2 separate regions of the Homo sapiens genome follow, and region 1 is linked to region 2. The links are chromatin contacts, found by Hi-C or POLR2A ChIA-PET in ENCODE. All regions are on one chromosome and are shown on one strand. Each heading gives the region's core, a stretch centred on a gene start or an enhancer-like site at or near the end of the contact. The rest is flanking DNA. Distances are from core to core; before and after follow the strand shown.

Evidence for each region. Hi-C counts contacts between places; a loop is a spot of excess contacts on that map. ChIA-PET counts read pairs that join two places held with the same protein, here RNA polymerase II (POLR2A). Pooled maps may share reads with other maps.
Region 1: a loop to region 2 is called in a pooled map, with 4 times the contacts of the local background. The contact joins the promoter of RPS21-DT here to the promoter of HRH3 in region 2. A Hi-C loop is called at or near these places in 11 of 168 maps with a recorded cell type or tissue (B cell, CD4-positive, alpha-beta T cell, CD8-positive, alpha-beta T cell and 7 more), 27 of 37 single-sample maps with no recorded cell type and 30 of 50 pooled maps. POLR2A ChIA-PET finds 5 or more read pairs at or near these places in 6 of 52 experiments (A549, B cell, H1 and 3 more).

Annotation. Positions count from the first base shown.
Region 1 is chr20:62,385,159-62,388,238 of GRCh38, reverse strand. It overlaps RPS21-DT (RPS21 divergent transcript), which reads left to right and starts at 1,250. Exons shown (of 1, transcript NR_186459.1): 1 at 1,250-1,936. RPS21 (ribosomal protein S21) reads right to left here and starts at 1,136. Exons shown (of 6, transcript NM_001024.4): 1 at 1,103-1,136; 2 at 851-918; 3 at 565-628; 4 at 325-396. The coding sequence starts at 900. RefSeq lists enhancers at 287-978, 979-1,670, 1,949-1,998 and silencers at 859-1,048, 1,479-1,598.
Region 2 is chr20:62,218,927-62,221,895 of GRCh38, reverse strand. It overlaps HRH3 (histamine receptor H3), which reads left to right and starts at 1,618. Exons shown (of 3, transcript NM_007232.3): 1 at 1,618-2,175. The coding sequence starts at 1,926. RefSeq lists a silencer at 1,404-1,513.

The DNA.
Region 1 (3,080 bases), core at 1-2,500, 170 kb before region 2:
GTGCCACCAGCCCACGTCTCTCCCCCGCTGAGCGAATGGAGACAGGCGCAGAAGGGGAGCCACCTCTCCCGGGGCAGCCTGCAGCCTGACTATGGTGGAGCGGGGTCGGGGGGGCACCTCCTAGTGAGAGGCAGAGTCTGCTGCCTGAGTGTCTTCTCAGAGCACCCCTCTTCCACCCTCAAGAAGCGGCAGGCGGCCAGCCCAGTCCAGCTGGCTCAAACTACTCTGCCAGCAGATCTACTCAGGCACCATCACACACTCCAATGCGCACGGTAAAGTCCACGATGTCCCGAAGTGATGAGCAAAGCCCAGGGAAACACTCACCATCCTACGAATGGCCCCGCAGATAGCATAAGTTTTAAACTGGCCATTAAACCTGCCTGTGACCTTGTCAACCTAGAAAGAGAAGAAGGGTCACAAACCACTCCCCCAGGTTTGGGAAACACCAATCCTCAAAGCCAGCCTCTGCCTGTACCTTCACCCCAGGGGCTCCTCCACAATGGGACAGCCTGCCTTTCCCGCACATATATCACAACCTTCCCGCCTCCCGGGCTCCCAGCTCACCTCGGCCACGTTCATCTGGATGGATGCGTGGTCCTTGGCACCGATGATGCGATTGCTAGCGGAGCTGTGGAGAAAGGGCGCAGTGAGCAGAGGGGACTTGGGCGGTAAGAATGAAAGAGGGGACGAGGGAGGTTGGGGGTATATGAATGGAAAAGAGTAACGTCGGGGGCAGGACAAGTTAGGGACGTGACGAGGTAAGGACGGGAGGGGTGTGGGGGAACAAGGGCAGGCGAGGGGACGTGGTGGTTAGGTAAGGACGGAAGAGAGGCATGTGGGGGGCGCTTACCATTTCCGCGGCACGTACAGGTCCACGAACTCGCCGGCGTCGTTCTGCATTTCGAGGCTGGGCTGCGCCTGGGGAGTCACCGCGCGGCGCCGTGAGTACGGCCGGAACCGTGCCCCGGCTCCCGGCGCAAACCGGCCCCTAGGGTCACGGCCCCAGCCGCACCCAGCACCCCGCACCCCGTCCCCCGCGTCCAAGCCCCCACTCCCGCCCCAGCCCCAGCCCTGAGCCCGAAGCCCGCGCCGCGCGCCACACCTGCTGCCACCACACCGCGCGCGAGAGAGAAAGGAAGCAGCTAGTCACCCGGCAGAGATATCGGCGGGCAAGGAGGGGCCTCGGCGAGCGCTTCCGGGTCACGCCACCACAGCGAGTCTGCGCGGTGCGTGCTTGCCGGCCGTCGCCGTGACGCACTTCCGCTTCCGGCAAGGAGGTTCTCGGACCCCAGCCTGCTGGCCCTGGGGCGCGGGGCGTCGTGGGGGTCGTTGTCGTTGAGGGTCGTTGCCGTGTGTGGCGTCTTAGCCTGGCCCCTGGGTTGTGCCCCACGGACGCAGTCGACCCCTCTGAGCGCCTCGGGAGCCCCGAATAGCAGCTGGGAGAAGGGGCGAGGACTGAGCCTCGCTGCCCGCTGCCGGCCGGGCTAGAGATACGGGCGTGCCCCCCATTGTGCGCCTCCCGCCCTCCGGTCCCCTCACCCTGCGGCCACCTGGGGCGTGGGGCGGTGCTCCTGCCCGTGCACGTAGCCGCTGCGAGCGGAGGCCTGCTCACCTGGTGCCTGCTACTCACTCCCCCGGGCCGGTGGGCGAAGGACACCCGCAGGAACTCGGCAGAGGAGAAATTCAGACGGCTCCCGAGGGTAGGAAAAGACCCCGGCCCACCGTGGAATCTGAAACACCCGACCACTCTGCCATCCCATGTTTCACCAGTCAGACCCCCAGGGCAGGGCAGGGGAAGCAGAATGCAAACTGGGGCACCGTTTCCCTGAAGCGTGTTGGCCGCGTTTGTCGTAGTGCTAGAGGTGCATACCCTTGGACCCCGAAAACCCATTCCTGGGAATTTGCTCCAAGGAAGTAAAGATGTTACAAAGATGGACCCACGAAGTATGGTCGTTGGTTATGGGTGGGGTCTTGAGGAAGGCCTTGTTAGTAGCCTGAACCCTGTTGCCAGGAGAAGCTCCAAACCGGTAGACGGAGGGAGCAGCGCGGCCTATGTTGGGGTCTTCTCTGGGCGGGGGACATGATCCTAGGATGTAGAACTAGCCTCAGAAAACTTAAGACTCAGTGGCCAGGTGCGGTGGCTCAGGCCTGTAATCCCAGCGCTTTGGGCGGAGGTGGGTGGATCACCTGAGGTCAGGAGTTCGAGACCCGTCTGGCCAACATGGTGAAACCCCATCTCTACTAAAAATACAAAAAATTAGCTGGGCGTGGTGGCAGGCGCCTGTAGTCCCAGCTACTCGGAAGGCTGAGGCAGGAGAATGGCGTGAACCCGGGAGGCGGAGCTTGTAGTGAGCTGAGATCCCGCCACTGCACTCCAGCCTGGGCGACAGAGCAAGACTGCGTCTCAAAAAAAAAAAGTTTTTTTATGTTTAATTTTTTGGGTACATAGTGGGTGTGTACATTTATGGGGCACATGAGATATTTTCATACCGGCATGCAGTGCGTAGTAATCACATGGGGTATATGGAGCATCCATCACCTCAAGCATTTATCCTTTGCGTTACAAATAATCCAATACTATACTCTTTTAGTCATTTTAAAATGTGCAATTAAATCATTATTGACTGTAGACACCCTGTTGTGCTATCAAACACTAGGTCTTATTCTTTCTGTCTTTTTATACCCATTAACCATCCCCATTTGCCCCCCTCCTCCCACTGTTCTACCCTTCCCAGCCTCTGGTAACCATCTTTCTACTGTCTGTCTCCACAAATTCAATTGTTTTAATTTTTAGCTCCCACAAATAATAGTGCTGTGATAAACATCGTAGCACATGTATCTCTTCCTTTCTTTCTTTTTTTTTTGAGACAAAGTCTCGCTCTGTCACCCAGGCTGGAGTGCAGTGGTGCGATCTCGGCTCACTGCAACTTCTGCCCCCAGAGTTCAAGTGATTCTCCTGCCTCAGCCTCCTCAGTAGCTGGGACTACAGGCATGAGCCACCACACCCGGCCAGGTATCTCTTTCATATACTGATTTCCTTTCTTTTGGGTATATGCCCAGCAGTGGGATTGCTTTATTTA
Region 2 (2,969 bases), core at 369-2,868:
GCAGGCATGGGTGGCAGCTCTGATGGCCCCACAGCCCCTTGCTGCCCAGCTCCATGGAACTTTTCCCCTTGAAAACTTTTCCCTGGTCCAGGCAGAGTCCCTCCACACTGGGTGAGTTGGGGTGGGGTGCAGGGAACGTGGGGGAGCCTGTATGAGGAGTAGGGTTTGCAGGTGGAGTGGGATGAGTACAACCAAGCAGTCAGAGAGGGAAGCCGAACCCCTCCCCCAAGAGCAGACTCCTAGAAGCCGTGAAATAGTGGGCTGACTGGGGCCACGGGTCTGGGGGTTCCTTTCTGCAGTCAGCCCTGAGGTGGCAGCAGAGGAATCCCAGCTCCTCCTTCCCCAAAGTTTCTGAAGCGCCACGGGGGGCGAGGGGAAGGGGCAGGTCCCCACAGTATGGGGAAGCTGCTATAAGTAGGGGAGTGACGGTGCATGTCAGCGCCCGGGGTCCCCTCTGCAGCCCCTCCCCCAGACACGCGCACTCTGGCCTCTTTGAGGCACCAGGGATGCCTTCGGCTGCTTCCTTCTCCTGTGAGCGGAGTTGCTGCTTCCTTCTCCTGGGGCGCGGCTCCCTCCCTGCCTGCTGTCTGATGTGTGTCTCGCTCTTGGTGGGTCCTCAGCCTGGCGCTGGTGGCTGCTTCCCTGGCCTGTGGGTGTCTGTGTATCTGAGTGTGGGCATGTCTGTCTGTCTGCCCTCAGTGTTTCAGGAGGAATCTGTCCTTGACCCGGTGTATCTGAGCGCATGTGTCTGGTGGTGGGGGCGCTCCCTCCTGCCACCTCTCCTCTCCTCCCCCGTCCCCTCCCACAGGCGCTAACACAGCCACCACCTGCGCCCTGAGCGCAGTGACCTCGTCTGTCCGCTGCAGTGGCGACTGCCCCTCTGTCCACAGGGGTCCGTGGCTGGGCTCCGAGCGGCTTGCTGCTCCCTCCTCAGCCTGAGGCCGCCGGAGCCCAGGCTAGACGCGCTCCCCTCCGGCTGGGTCCGCCCGGCGCCTCATCTTCCCTTATGTAACTCCACATCTGCCTGCGCCTTGCGGGTCACCCTGGACCCTGCACTGGGCCCTGTCCACACGGAGGCTGGCACCCAGGGTCCGTGCAAACGGGAGGTGGAGCGGACCCCTGGTCTGGGCACCGGCTTTCCAAGACCCCCTCCTCCCCATCCCTTCTCCTCCAGACGTTCCTTGCCCCGGAGACCCACATTCCCAAAACATGCACCGAGGAAATGCCCCGCAGGGCAAGTCCCCGGAGCGCGGGTGCAGGCGTTTCCCCCACCCCCACCCCGGGTCCCCACAGGCGCCAGGGCTCTCCATGATGACCGGGCAGGGGTCACCAGGGCCGAGGGCACGGGAAAGGCCGAGCAACCCAGACCCCGGCTCCGAGTGCGCGGGCTGACTGACCGCAGGCGAGCCCCCAGACCCGGTCAAGCCCCGGCCGGGCTCCCAGCCAGCTGCTGTGAGCGCAGGGGCTGGGCTCCAGGCAGCCTGGCGGGCACGCGGCGCTGTCCGTGGTGCTGCCGGCGCCGGGCGGGGCGGGGGCGGGGAGGGGGCGGGGCGAGGGCGGCAGCCAATGGCGGGGGCGCTGCGCGGGGCGCGCGGGGCGGTGGGCTGGGCGCGGGGCGCACTCGGCTGCGCGTTGCGCTCCGGCTGCACGGTCGCACCGGCAGCGGCTCAGGCTCCGGCTCCTCTCCCGCTGCAGCAGCCGCGCTGCCGGCCCCACTGGGCTCGGATCCGGCCCCGGCCCCCTCGGCACCGCCTGCTCTGGCCCCGGCCCCGGCCCCGCGGACCATGCGCTGGGCGCCCCCAGGGGAACCCGACCCGGCCAAGGGCCCGCAAAGACGAGGCTCCCGGGCCGGGGCCCCTCCCGGCCGCCCAGCTCTCGGCCGGCGCCCTGCCCCGCGTCCCGGAGCCGCGTGAGCCTGCGGGGCCATGGAGCGCGCGCCGCCCGACGGGCCGCTGAACGCTTCGGGGGCGCTGGCGGGCGAGGCGGCGGCGGCGGGCGGGGCGCGCGGCTTCTCGGCAGCCTGGACCGCGGTGCTGGCCGCGCTCATGGCGCTGCTCATCGTGGCCACGGTGCTGGGCAACGCGCTGGTCATGCTCGCCTTCGTGGCCGACTCGAGCCTCCGCACCCAGAACAACTTCTTCCTGCTCAACCTCGCCATCTCCGACTTCCTCGTCGGTAAATCCCCAGCCCCTGGCCGCTGGGGACCCAGGGGCGCCCAGCGTGGCCGGGCCAGCGGGGACTGGAACACGGACCTGGGTGGCTCCCGCAGGCACACGCCCCACCAGGGGACCCGGCCTGGGAAGGGGGCGTCCGGAGCCCATGGGGTGGGGGGCACAGGCGAAGTTCCTTGCCACTCAGGCCTCGGGACAGGGGCTGGGGAGAGATGTCCCCGGGAAGGGACACGGGCACTGGGCGAGGCGCAAGGCGCAAAGGCAGCGGGTGCAGCTCTGGCTCCTGCGCTGTAGCCAAACAAAGGCTGCTGCGGACTTAGGACGCGCGGAGGGCGCAGTGGGGCGGTTTAGAGAAGGTCTGGGGGAGGGGACATGGAAGGGGGATTTTTAGAGCTGTGTTGGGGGAAGGGACGGTGGGGAAGGTGGGGGTTGGGGGAGACGCTCGGAGGAGCGTGCTCTCACGTGTCCAGGCTCTGCTGCCGGCTGGGGGGCGGGGCACGCGGAGGGGGCTGGAGCGCCAGACACCTGTTGGGGCTGTGAGGTGCGTCTCCCAGACGCTCCAAGCCCGCTTGGCAGTAGTAGTAGCGGCTGGCGGCTGGCGGCTGCAACCAAGTGCCCTTTCAGCCAGGAGAAAGGCTTTCTCCTTGTCTAAGCTGAGACCGAGGGTTGTCCAGCGCCAGGGTAGGGGCTGGAGTCCAGCGGGGGAGGGGAGAAGGAAATTGTCTTCTTTCCTCCTTTGAGGGCTGGGAGGGCTGGACAGAAGTCCAGGGAATCCCGACTCCAGGCTCTCGGGGGTCT